Regions from separate parts of the Homo sapiens genome. Here regions 1 and 2 are each linked to region 3. A link is a contact called in ENCODE Hi-C or POLR2A ChIA-PET data. All regions are on one chromosome and are shown on one strand. Each heading gives the region's core, a stretch centred on a gene start or an enhancer-like site at or near the end of the contact. The rest is flanking DNA. Distances are from core to core; before and after follow the strand shown. Region 1 overlaps RANBP3 (RAN binding protein 3). Region 2 overlaps RFX2 (regulatory factor X2). Region 3 holds the start of ALKBH7 (alkB homolog 7).

Region 1 (3,990 bases), core at 1,157-3,656, 420 kb before region 3:
CTTTGCTCTGAGCAGGCCCGATTAGTAGAGAAAGCCAATTAACAGGAGCCCTTAGCAACCAGTCAGGGTGTTCTCTGCAGACAGCCTGAGGGAAGAGCCCTGGTCAGCTCAGAGCTGTCACAAGGGGCTTGACAATGGCTCTCCTGGGGCTCCTGAAAGTGGGTGTCCAAAAGTTACGAGTGCTAAAACTACAAGGTGCATGTTATGCACATGGCCACCAGAGCTACATTGGAACATTTACATACTGCTCTATGCAGCCTCCAATCCTGGCTCTCCCACGGTGCCCACAAGCTCATCCCAAGGCTCCCTGCCATACAGCTTCACCTTCCACCTGCCAGTGTGGGGGACTGCTTGAATTTCTCAGGATCAGAGCCTCAGACCCAAAGTCCATGAGAATCAGGATGCTGAGATCTACCTGGGCTGGCCAGGCCAAAGAGATGAACATGTGGACGAGGTGAGGCCCCTCCAGACACTCCAACATGGGCCTCTGTGAGAAGTACGCAGGGCACAGAACAGCGCGTGTGCTCTTGAAGAGCACCTGCTGTCACAAAAACTCTGTGATGCACTTGTTTGCTACTCTCATTCTAGAACCTGTCACCTCTGCAGCTGGAGAGTCCTATGTGGGCTGCATTTTTCAAACCCAGGCACCTGCAGAAGGCCTCTGGGGGGGACCCTAAAGACCATCTGTTCCCAGACAGCTGAAGACGGAAACCTGAGAACACCATTTCCTGTGCTCTCAAAGACCAGAGGTGCAGTAACTCACCATACCTGACTCAGGAGAAGTTTCCGGCAGCCACTCTGCCAACAAAAGAAGGACGCAGCCACCTCCTAATTCTTGCTCTGGCGGCAGTCACGTGCGCTCATGGGAGGGCTGTACTCCCAGTGCACTGTGGGTCAAGTGCCTCCTGGCTGGACTCCTTCCCGCGGCTCCCGTGTCTCACTACCCCAAACCCACTTTTGTGCCACGAAGGCCACTACTGCCGTTACCTCCCCCACACCCATAGCCTATGGCACAAGTAAAGACTGTTGCTTCTTTTTCCATCACACACTGACTCCTCCAAAATGTTAACACAGGACTCCAACCCACCCCTGGCTGAACAGTGCTTCCTAAGTGTCCTGAGGTTTGGTGGCTGTAGCTGAATGTTAACAGTTTCCTTAAAAACCGGGGACTGTTGTGTGCTAGAAAGAACGCTGAGGTCCGGGATAAGGTTTGGGACCGTACCAGCCTGGAAGGCTGCCTGGTGCTCAGGCGGTAGAGCTGGGTCCCTTCTTTTCTTGTTAAGAGTCCTTTTTCCCTGTCCTGAGAATAGGGGTCTTCTGTCATGAGTTACCTACAGGATGGAGTTTTCAATCCTGAATGTAGGATAATGTTTACCTTTCCCAATTTATCAAACTTCAAAAACCCAAGACATTTCTTGTTCTTGAGAGTTCACAATCTTCTCCACCTATAATCTTCAAAAGGCTTCTTAATACAAAGATAAAGGGCTCAGGGGATTCCTTCTGGGTTCAAAGGAAGAGTCTTTTCTTCTTCCTGCTTTGATTGAAGACAATCAGTTCACTGCCTTAACCACAGTCCAAACACAATCAGTCTTGCAAAGCAATCTGTGTTGGAGAGTGCCTCTTCCTAGATATCAAAGGAAGCCTTAGCTTCTTGGGTTTCTAAGACGCTAAACTTGAATGCCCGCATTCAGGGAAACAAGAAGGAAAAATGGAAGGAGGGTGAAGGGGTCAAATTAGGTTTGGAAGGTTCTACTTCACATGACTCAATTCCTCCTGACCCCTCGTGTCTTTTTTGGGAAACAGGATTCACCTCTTGCTGTGGGTATATATTCCCACGGCAATTTAGAAAAGGCTAAAAGGGGATTCGATCTTCCCTGACTTTTCAGCAGCATGAATTAAAGCGAGCTGGAAGAAATCCTTGTCATCTTTTAAGTTACCATTAGCTGCTTACAATTAGCTAGGGCCAGGATCTGAGGGACCCGAAGGGAAAGTGGCTGGTCTGGGTTGGGCTCCCCCTGGGCGGTAGGAGTGCCGGGTAGGTGTGGACTTACCCCTGCCAGTTCTCGCGGAAAAGGAGGAAGCTGGGCTTCAGGAGCGGGAGGCGGAGGAGTGCTGGCTGAGGCGCCAGCAGGGGCAGGAGGTTCTAGGGCATGCTCGCCAGCTGACTCGGGGTGACCCGTGCCATGGTGGGGGGCCTCAGCCTCCCCCCGAGGCTCCTCTCCCGAATCCGACAAGTTTTTTTGCTCTGCAGGGGACTGGGAGCAAAAAAGACAATTTTCCTTCAATGTGAATAAAGGCTGCATCACACAGCAGGAAGGGCGGGCAGGGGTCAGAGGCTGGAGCTGGCTCAGCTTGCAGCAGCTCCTGCGCCTGGGAGGAAGATGGGGAGAGCAGGCACCTGCTTCTGGGTTCTGCTCAACAAAACCGGCTCTCCGGCTGACGGAAGGGAAGTGAGAGTGGACTAGGTGCCATGTGACTTTGCAGGGAGCTCTACAGTGTATGAGAAGCAGGACCCTCGTTTCCAAAACTATGGGCTGCCTGGCAAGGAGCTACTTGGCTTACGGGCCTTGGTGATCAAGGGACAGGGACGATCATGCAAAATATTAAAACCCCTTCAGGATCTCAAAAATACTGAAGTGGGGGAGCTGGCCATCAGCACCATTTCTGTGCTTTAGGAAAGAGGGAGGTGGCTGGAACCCCAAAGTTAGGGAGAAACCAGGGAGGCCAGGGTCAAGGGCTTCTGCCTCTCGCCGGGGTCAAGGGCTTCTGCCTCTCACTACAGTTCTTCTAGCACTTTCCATTTGTTCTGCTTACACCCAGGATCCAGAAAGTGCTTTCCCACCTCGGTGAGTGCAAGTGTGGGGTGACATGGACACTGAGAGCTGGTTTTTGCATCAGTGGCAGGCGGGTAGTTCAGATGAAGGAGGGGGGCAAATCCACAGAGCCCCTCAGCCTAGGATTCTCCCAGGTGCATCCTCAACACCCCAGGCAAGGGCTCATTTGGAAAGCTGCCAAGGTGAGAGCAGCCGGTTCCAGAAGTCTTCCTCCCCACAGTACAACACCCAGCATCCTTTAAGGTGGTTCCTGGGACTCCAGCAGGGCTTCCATGGGCTGAGAGCTCTGTGGCCGTAACTCCAAGACTTTTCTTGAGAAATGGGTTAAACACCTGGTGTCCTAAAACAGACTCCAGTCCCCAAACCTCCCTCTTGGCATCGTCCAACGACATGGAGCCATTTCTCGCACTCGGTGACCTACATGACTACAGGGCTGCCCCGTCTCCCCGTGGACGTGGCTGTGCTTCTTCTTGGGTGTGAAGTGGCTGACCTCTTTAGACGGGGTTTGGGCACTACTTAAAAAGCAGTGATCCGGGAGGAGGAAAGGAGCTACAGAAAGAGGATGTAAGAGAATGTACACAAATTCCTAGGAAAGCAAAAGCAATCTTCACTCAAAAGTAATCAAGGGGACACTGTCGCCTCTTCGTATCCAGGGCAGAGCCACGGACCAGCCGCTCTCTAAACCTGGCTCTCTAAACCTGCACAGGGCACCGTGGTTCGTCCAGCCACCCATGTCTGTTGCTACTTGATGGTGAGAGACTTAACACCTCACAAGAGAAAAATTAAACCCAGAGCTCTGTGGGGGACTGCCTATCTCTAATTAGAACCACTTGAATTTTTTGTAATCCCTGCTTTTGAAATGTAAATATTCAAACATCCTCATGGTAATTCAAAATGCTAAACAGGAGGACCAAGAAGTAAGTCATAAACATGGAAACCAAGACATCAAAACAGGATCAAATTCGTCATCTTTGGTTAAGATGAATGATTTGTATAAGTGTTGAGAAGTATTACATCACTTCCTCTCTCAGATGGGAGAATTAACAATGTCATTCCAGCATTTTCTACTCAGGTCCTAGCATTTCTCCTGGGCAGGAATCGTAAGCTCTAAAGAACTAAGGTGAAGCCTGGAGTTTTTCAACATGTCTGGTAAAAT
Region 2 (4,053 bases), core at 1,479-3,978, 320 kb before region 3:
CAGGTGCTAGATTCTATTTTGAACAAAATCTTAAGAATTCTAACTCATCTAGGCTGGGCGTGGTGGCTCACGCCTGTAATCCCAGCACTTTGGGAGGCTGAGGCGGGCAGATCACCTGAGGTCAGGAGTTCGAGACCAGCCTGGCCAACATGGTGAAACCTCGTCTCTACTAAAAATACAAAAATTAGCCGGGCGTGGTAGTACACGCCTGTAATCCCAGCTACTCGGGAGGCTAAGACAGGAGAATCACTTGAACCTGGGAGATCGTGCCACTGCACTCCAGCCTGGGCGACAGAGCGAGACTCCGTCCCCCCCCAAAAAAAAAAAAAAATTCTAACTCATCTTTTGCCTTTTTGCCTTTTTTTTTTTTTTTTTTTTTTTTTTGTCACTTAGGTTGGAGAGCAGTGGTATGATTACAGCTCACTGCAGCCTCAAACCACTGGGCTCAAGCAATCCTTCCACCATAGCCTCCTGAGTAGCTGGGACCACAGGACGTGCACCACTATGCCTGGCTAAATTTTTTATTTTTTATTTCTTAAAGACAAGGTCTCTGTCACCCAGGCTGGAGTGTAGTGTCACAATCATGGCTTACTGCAGCCTCAACCTCCCAGGCTCAGGTGATCCTCCCATCTCAGCCTCCTAAGGAACTGGGACTACAGGTGCAGCCCACCACGCTTGGCTAATTTTTTTTTTTTTTTTTTAGAGAAAGGGTCTGGCTATGTTGCCTAGGTTGGTCTCAAACTCCTGGCCTCAAGTAATCTGCCAGTCTCAGTCTCCCAAAGTGCTGGGATTACCTGTGTGAGCCACTGCACCCGGCCTTACTTCTTAATTCTTAATAAAGCATTTCTGTGTAAAAGGGTCATTTCCAAGTACAAGAAAACCTCCACTGAAAGCTAAGAAGAGATCAAGTCAGATTTGGGAGAGTGGTTTCTTTTCCATTCATGTCATTGTTTCCTTGATGGGATCTTTTTAACAAATATTGAAAAAGCCAAATACAGTTAAGGAAATTGTGCCTATTTCAACAGCAGCAGCACTGGGACTGAGAAGTCCATTCAGAAAAATACAGATTCCTCTCTTTGCAGATCTGAGCAGCTTTCAAACCCATAGAGATCGCGTCCACACTGTGGCCACCCTGTTGTTGCTGAGAGGCGCGCGTTACCTGCGGGGAGGCTGGCACAGGCGGGGCTGCCGCCGAGGGACGCAGAGCCACGGACGCTGGCGAATCCGCTCCACCCTCGGAATTCTGCATGCTCAGGTCTAAAGAAAGGCGGAGAGAGATTGGGTGGGCAAGGGCTGCAAGCACTGAAATCCGAAGAGGCAACTAACAAGTTCAAGGGAGGGAAGGAGTAACCAGCTACATTCTTCAAAGTCGAAAGGCAGAGACCCTGGTGGTACTGCCTAAGTGAGGAGCTGCGGAAACAGGCTGCACAACTGTCCCACAGAAGGAGAGAGGGGCCAGAGAAAGTTTTCCAAATATAAAACCCAAAAAGGGCTCTGTCAGCGCACAATGGCAGGAATTCCTCAACAGAAGGCCGGGACACTGGCTCTGTGCCCAAGTCTGAGCAGGTTGAACTATTTTGAAGGGCTCAATTGTTTCCTCATTTACCCAGAAATCAAAAGCTCTGGGTGGGTGACTGCCATTTGGGAAGCTACTGCACCCCAAACGACAACGGGAGAAACTCTAAGGCTGGGTTTCCCCACTGTGGCACCGTTGACATTTGAGCTGGATACTTCTTTGCTGTTGGAGGCCCATTCTGGGCACGGCAGGGTGCTGAGCAGCACCCCTGGCCTCCACCCATTCCATGCCAGGAGCGCCCCCTCCCCAAGCTGTGGCAATCACAAATGTGTTCAGATATTGCCAAGTGACCCCTGGAGGGCAGTGTGAGAACCACTGGCTAGGGAGAGAAAAGGTGACCTGCAGAGGGAGCAAAGAAACAGTACATTTTATCCTGGGCTGGATAAAAGTCCTCACGAATTTTGGCAGTAAGTAAAAACTGCCTTCTGTTCAAAGCCATCTTTGCCCACAAGAAAGTATAAACATATATTTCTTTGCTGTCAGAGGCATACATCTTTCAAATAGGTAGTTTTACAATTCTATATAAAACCACTCATTTAATATCGTGGCAGATGATACAAATTTGTTCCATGAAAATGCTAAAAGTCGAACAGTCTTCACTTTTAAATAAACAATCGGCTATGTTGAGCATTTGAGACATAGTTAAGTACACACACTTAGGTAGGGAGGTGGCTTTGTGATCAGGCACACCAGTCCCCCGTCCTGGCACCAGCTTTGAGCATGTCACCCTCCCAGTGTGGGGTCTCCATGGCTCCTGCCTGCTGGGGGTGGTGAGGACTGAACCTCAGACATACATCGCGGTGCCCACGACATCGTCAGAACACAATAGACATTTGCTAGAACTTTTACGTTTCTCTATCACCCCCAGAGGTTTTATCTCTTATAATGAGTGAAAAAAATTTTAAGCTTTTTAAAAATGAAAAGTCAAACTTACAATAAATTAATTTACCTAAGGAAAGCAGAAAGGGATATGTGTGTTTGAATTCGAGTGTGCTGGATTAATCCCATCTGTATTGTTGGGGACTATTCCCCGACCACCACCGCTCCCCGGCCCCCGCCCCCGTCCCCTCCCAAACGCCTTCGATGCCACCCAGAGCCCCACGGCCAGTGCCTGGGGATTTTTCTGTTCTGTGTGAGCCTGACTCACTTCTCACCACTAGATGGCCCCAGAGCCACACGGTGATTGGCTGGGGCGTTAACTAAACCTTACACAGCCCGCACCTCCTACCTTCTACTCTTTCAAAAGATTGTAAATTTCCCATAGTGTATTTCCTGAGTCCTCAACTCACTCTCTGTCTTTGACAGAACTGACCTTTGGAATTTTTCTGTTACAAGCTGCTTGTATTTACAGTTTCCTTTAAATGTTTAAATCAGTCATTTGCACACCATCCACCATGCTGTTCCCGTCTGAAGCCAAGCGGGTAGCATCAGTGATACTAGGAGATAATTTGACTAGAACTCTTTGTGAAAGGAGTCCACCAGTGATAAAGTCAGAATGCTGACTTGACTAAGACCAGTTCCTTGTTCCGCAGGTGGAAATAATTTTGCTCCAAACTCCAGACCTTATTTAAGTAAGAAGAGGCCATGAGAGTGTTGGGGATAAATGGCGAGACCGTGGTCTGTCCACCATGGCCAGAATGCACCTTCCAGAAAGCAAGTTGTTCCACATCACAGGCATTTACACATGAATGTGTTCCCCTAATTTATTTTTATTAATTATTATTATTGTTTTTTGAGACGAAGTCTTGCTCTGTCACCCAGGCTGGAGTGCAATGGCATGATCTTGGCTCTGCCTCCTGGGTTCAAGTGATTCTCCCACCTCAGTCCCCTGAATAGACGAGATTACAGGCACCCACCATCATGCCTGGCTAATTTTTGTATTTTTATAGAAACGGGGCTTCACCATGTTGGTCAGGCTGGTCTCAAACTCCTGGCCTCATGTGATCTGCCTGCCTCAGCCTCCCAAAGTGCTGGGATTACAGGCATAAGCCACCGTGCCCAGCCTGTTCCCCTAATTTAACACACTATTTACCATGTGTTGTCTTATAGGTCAGACCAATGAGTCTGTGGCTTTTTGCCTGTGGGCATGCCCCAGTCCACAAATGCTTGGGTGCCAGAAAGCATCAGCCTCGTTATCCTGAAGGGTCAGAGGACAGAGTTCTGAATGCTGGGGTGTGGAGATTCTGGAAGAGAGAGAGCCACAGAAGGGGTGAGCCCTCAAATCTTCCTACAAAATACACCTGAATCTTTGGCTAAGCAACTACACCACAAAGGTGTGGGGGAGATACCAGGGGTCTTGGGGAAAAACCAGCAGTGCAAAGATAAAAAAATTAAGTGAAGATTTCAGCTGCTGCCTGTTGCAGGAGGGAGAGTTTGAATCTAGCCAAGTCACTTGCCTTCAGGGGAACTCAGATGAACCTACAGATTCTACAATACATCATTAATGATGTCCAGGACCCAGTAAAAACCATGAGCTA
Region 3 (3,907 bases), core at 1,353-3,852:
CCCTCGACATCAGGGTCAAGAGGTTGAAATAAAAACGTAGGTGTCATCGGCCGGGCGCGGTGGCTCACGCCTGTAATCCCAGCACTCTGGGAGACCGAGGCGGGCGGATCACGAGGTCAGGAGATCAAGACCATCCTGGCTAACAGTGAAACCCCGTGTCTACTAAAAATACAAAAAATTAGCTGGGCGTGGTGGCAGGCGCCTGTAGTCCCAGCTACTCGGGAGGCTGAGGCGGCAGAATGGCGTGAACCTGGGAAGCGGAGCTTGCAGTGAGCGGAGCTTGCAGTGAGCGGAGATCGCGCCACTGCACTCCAGCCTGGGCGACAAAGCGAGACTCTGTCTCAAAAAAAACAAAATGTAGGCGGCATCAGCATGTAGGCTCATTAACAGTCAGACTGAGACCTGGCTATTGGATTCGGCATTGTGGATGTCACTGGTGGCCTTAAATCAGGCCTTTTCTGGTGCTGTGGGAGCCAAAAGCCAGGCTGGAGTGGATCCAGAAAGGATAGGAGGAAACATATCAGACATAGACAAGTCTTTCGAGGAATTACACTATCAAGGGGAGCAGAGGGTGGGGGGGCAGATGTAGCTGGAGGGAGAAATGGGGTCAATATTTTTCAAAATGCAAGCATTCGGGCCGGGGTCGGGGGGGCGCTACGCTCAGCAGTTACAGTGTTGCAGTTTGCATTATGCACATTTAAAATACATACAAAAGTACCCAGAGCTTTGAGAGGCTGAGGGGAGAGGATCACCTGAGCCCAAGAGTTCCAGGCTGCAGTGAGCTATGATCGTGCCCTTGCACTCCAGCCTGGGCAATAGAGGGAGAAAATAATAAAATAAAGGCCGGGCATGGTGGCTCAGGCCTATAATCCCAGCACTTTGGGAGGCCGAGGCAGACGGGTCACCTGAGATCAGGAGTTTGAGATCAGCCTGGCCAATGTGGTGAAACCCTGTCTCTACTAAAAATACAAAAAATTAGCCGGGCGTGGTGGCAGGCGCCTGTAGTCCCAGCTACTCGGGAGGCTGAGGCAGGAGAATGGTGTGAACCCGGGAGGCAGAGCTTGCAGTGAGCCAAGATCCCGCCACTGCACTTCAGCCTGGGTGACAGAGCGAGACTGTGTGTCAAAAAAAAAAAAACCCAAAAACCAAAAAAATAAAAAACAAAAATTAGTTGGGCGTGGTGGCAGCTTCCCGTAATCCCAGCTACTCGGGAGGCTGAGGCAGGAGAATCGCTTGAACCCGGAAGGCAGAGGTTGCAGTGAGCCAAGACCGCACCATTGCACTCCAGCCTGAGTGACAAGAGCGAAATTCGGTCTCAAAAACAAACAAAACAAAAAAGCTGGGCATGATGGTTCGTTGCCTGTAATCCCAGCTACTCGGGAGGCTGAGGCATGAGAATCACTTAAACCCCAGAGGCAGCGGTTGCAAATCTTCAGGGCCTGAGATCGTGCCACTGCGCTCCAGGTTGGGCGACAGAGTGAGACTCTGTCTCAAAAATAAACAAATAAAAATAAATATAAACAAAAGTAGAGAAAACAGGGTAATGAGACCCCACGTACTTATCACACCAATTCAACAATTAATTCACGGTCAAAGATGATTCTTCCCTACCCGCCCCCTCCCTGCCCCCACAGCCTGGATTTATGTGGAAGCAAATCCCAGAGATCTTTTTTCTGTAAATATTTTTTTTTCAGTTTGCGTTTGTAAAAAACGATGACTCTTTTTTTTTTTTTTGAGACAATGTTTTGCTGTGTCGCCCAGGCTGGAGTGCAGTGGCGGGATCTCTGTTCACTGCAACCTCCGCCTCCTGGGTTCAAGCAATTCTCCTGCCTCAGCCTCCTGAGTCGCTGGGATTACAGGCACGCGCGCCACCAAGCTCGGCTCATTTTTTGTATTTTCAGTAGAGACGGGTTTTCACCATGCTGGCCAGGCTGGTCTCGAACTCCTGACCTCAGGTGATCCACCCGCCTCGGCCTCCCGAAGTGCTGGGATTACAGGCGTGAGCCACCACGCCCGGCCGAGGAATCAAAAAGACAACCATAATGCCATTTTCAAACCTAAAGTAATAGTGATACGGAGACGGGGAAATGAATGATACCTCGCTCTGACCTTTGACCATAAGCCCTAACTCTGGATAGCTGGCCCCACCACACACATAATCGTGGCCTTGACGTCAGTCCCCTGACCCCGGACCCTTATCTCGGCCTGACTGTACTCTGCCCTTAACCTCTAGCCCTAGTCGACTCCATAACCGTGGCCTTGGCCCCAGTCCCCCTGACTTCCGGACTTCAGACCAGATACTGCCCATATCCCCTTATGAAGTCTTGGCCAGGCAACCCCTAGGGTGTACGTTTTCTAATGATTAAAGAGGCGGTGCTAAGCTGCAGACGGACTTGCGACTCAGCCACTGGTGTAAGTCAGGCGGGAGGTGGCGCCCAATAAGCTCAAGAGAGGAGGCGGGTTCTGGAAAAAGGCCAATAGCCTGTGAAGGCGAGTCTAGCAGCAACCAATAGCTATGAGCGAGAGGCGGGACTCTGAGGGAAGTCAATCGCTGCCGCAGGTACCGCCAATGGCTTTTGGCGGGGGCGTTCCCCAACCCTGCCCTCTCTCATGACCCCGCTCCGGGATTATGGCCGGGACTGGGCTGCTGGCGCTGCGGACGCTGCCAGGGCCCAGCTGGGTGCGAGGCTCGGGCCCTTCCGTGCTGAGCCGCCTGCAGGACGCGGCCGTGGTGCGGCCTGGCTTCCTGAGCACGGCAGAGGAGGAGACGCTGAGCCGAGAACTGGAGCCCGAGCTGCGCCGCCGCCGCTACGAATACGATCACTGGGACGCGGTGAGACCGGCAGCGCCGGGGGCGAGGGACGGGGGCTCGTCGGGGGCGCGGCCTGGGGACGTGGAGCATCAGATGGGGCGGGGACACGCTGGGGGCGGTACCTAGAGCGGGGATTTGGAGCGGGGACAGAGGAGACGAGCGCCGGGACCGGGCAGGGCCACACTGGGGGCGGTTACAGTACCGTTTAGCGTGGGGGCGGGGCTACGGTGCTGGGGTTGTGGGGCCAGGGGGGTCGGGCGCAGGGATGGGGCGGGGCCACGCTGGGGCGGGGACAAAGGAGACAGCGCAGGGATGGGGCGGGGGCACTCTGGGGGCGGGACAGGAGGCGAGCGTAGGGACGGGGCGTGGCCACGCTGGGGGCGGGGACAGTGGGGACCAGTGCTGGGATGGGGCGTGGCCACGCTTGGGGGCGGTTACAGCGCAGTCGAGCGTGGGGGTGGGGCCAGGGAGTCGGGTGTAGGGTTGGGGTGCGATTACGCTGCTAGCAGTTACAGTGCAGAAGAACGTGGCGGCTGGGATTGGGGCGTGGTCAGGTCGTCGAGCGCATGGATGGGGCGGGGCCAAGCTTGGGGCGGGGTCCGTGGAGTCAAGCGCCGGGATGGGTTGGGGCCATGCTGTGGGGGGGACGGGGAAGTCGAGGTTTAGAGAGGGCAGAACCACGCTGGGGGCGGAGATAGGGGAGACACATGCTGGGATGGGGCAGGGCCTTTTTGGGGTCGGTAGCTATTGCAGGGATTTGGGAGCTGGGCTATGGTGGGGGCTGGGCTGAAACTCTGGCTGTGGGAGGGGCGGGACCTGGGGGATGAGGACCTTGGGGTCAGGGAGAGCACTTTTGCGACCTGGGACCAAGGTTAGGGGCGGAAACGGATGTGGAGCCAGATGATGTTGAGAGACAGAGACAGGACACTTGGGTGGGGTCAAGTTGTAGGGAGATTCAGCCAATTGAATGCTGGGGCCGGGCCAGCATTGGGGACCTGGAATTGTAGCCTCAGGGTGAGTACTAAGGACTGAGGTCACACCTAGGTAGGGCCATAGTTGAGGGGCTAGGGGAGTTTGAGTTGAGGGCAGGGTCAA

The links. Hi-C counts contacts between places; a loop is a spot of excess contacts on that map. ChIA-PET counts read pairs that join two places held with the same protein, here RNA polymerase II (POLR2A). Pooled maps may share reads with other maps.
Region 1: a pooled map shows a loop between it and region 3 (7-fold over the local background). The contact joins the enhancer-like site here to the promoter of ALKBH7 in region 3. A Hi-C loop is called at or near these places in 6 of 50 pooled maps. POLR2A ChIA-PET finds 5 or more read pairs at or near these places in 2 of 52 experiments (HepG2 and naive thymus-derived CD8-positive, alpha-beta T cell).
Region 2: a loop to region 3 is called in a map with no recorded cell type, with 5 times the contacts of the local background. The contact joins the enhancer-like site here to the promoter of ALKBH7 in region 3. A Hi-C loop is called at or near these places in 1 of 168 maps with a recorded cell type or tissue (heart left ventricle), 2 of 37 single-sample maps with no recorded cell type and 16 of 50 pooled maps. POLR2A ChIA-PET finds 5 or more read pairs at or near these places in 3 of 52 experiments (BJ, T-cell and common myeloid progenitor, CD34-positive).

The regions. Positions count from the first base shown.
Region 1 is chr19:5,949,342-5,953,331 of GRCh38, forward strand. It overlaps RANBP3 (RAN binding protein 3), which reads right to left. Exons shown (of 17, transcript NM_007322.3): 3 at 2,052-2,255. Among named protein-coding and RNA genes, the nearest start is that of RANBP3, 27 kb to the right of the region's middle. RefSeq lists enhancers at 2,827-3,386, 3,387-3,945, 3,723-3,990. Within about 2 kb of position 2,407, at least 12 of the 41 ENCODE cell types and tissues checked have a DNase peak (open chromatin) inside an H3K27ac peak, as active enhancers do.
Region 2 is chr19:6,046,248-6,050,300 of GRCh38, forward strand. It overlaps RFX2 (regulatory factor X2), which reads right to left. Exons shown (of 18, transcript NM_000635.4): 2 at 1,160-1,257. The coding sequence starts at 1,249. Among named protein-coding and RNA genes, the nearest start is that of RFX2-AS1, 14 kb to the right of the region's middle. RefSeq lists a silencer at 2,659-2,778. Within about 2 kb of position 2,729, at least 3 of the 41 ENCODE cell types and tissues checked have a DNase peak (open chromatin) inside an H3K27ac peak, as active enhancers do.
Region 3 is chr19:6,370,192-6,374,098 of GRCh38, forward strand. It overlaps ALKBH7 (alkB homolog 7), which reads left to right and starts at 2,603. Exons shown (of 4, transcript NM_032306.4): 1 at 2,603-2,833. The coding sequence starts at 2,630. It overlaps CLPP (caseinolytic mitochondrial matrix peptidase proteolytic subunit), which reads left to right. Exons shown (of 6, transcript NM_006012.4): 6 at 1-51. RefSeq lists an enhancer at 2,335-3,257 and a silencer at 2,927-3,326.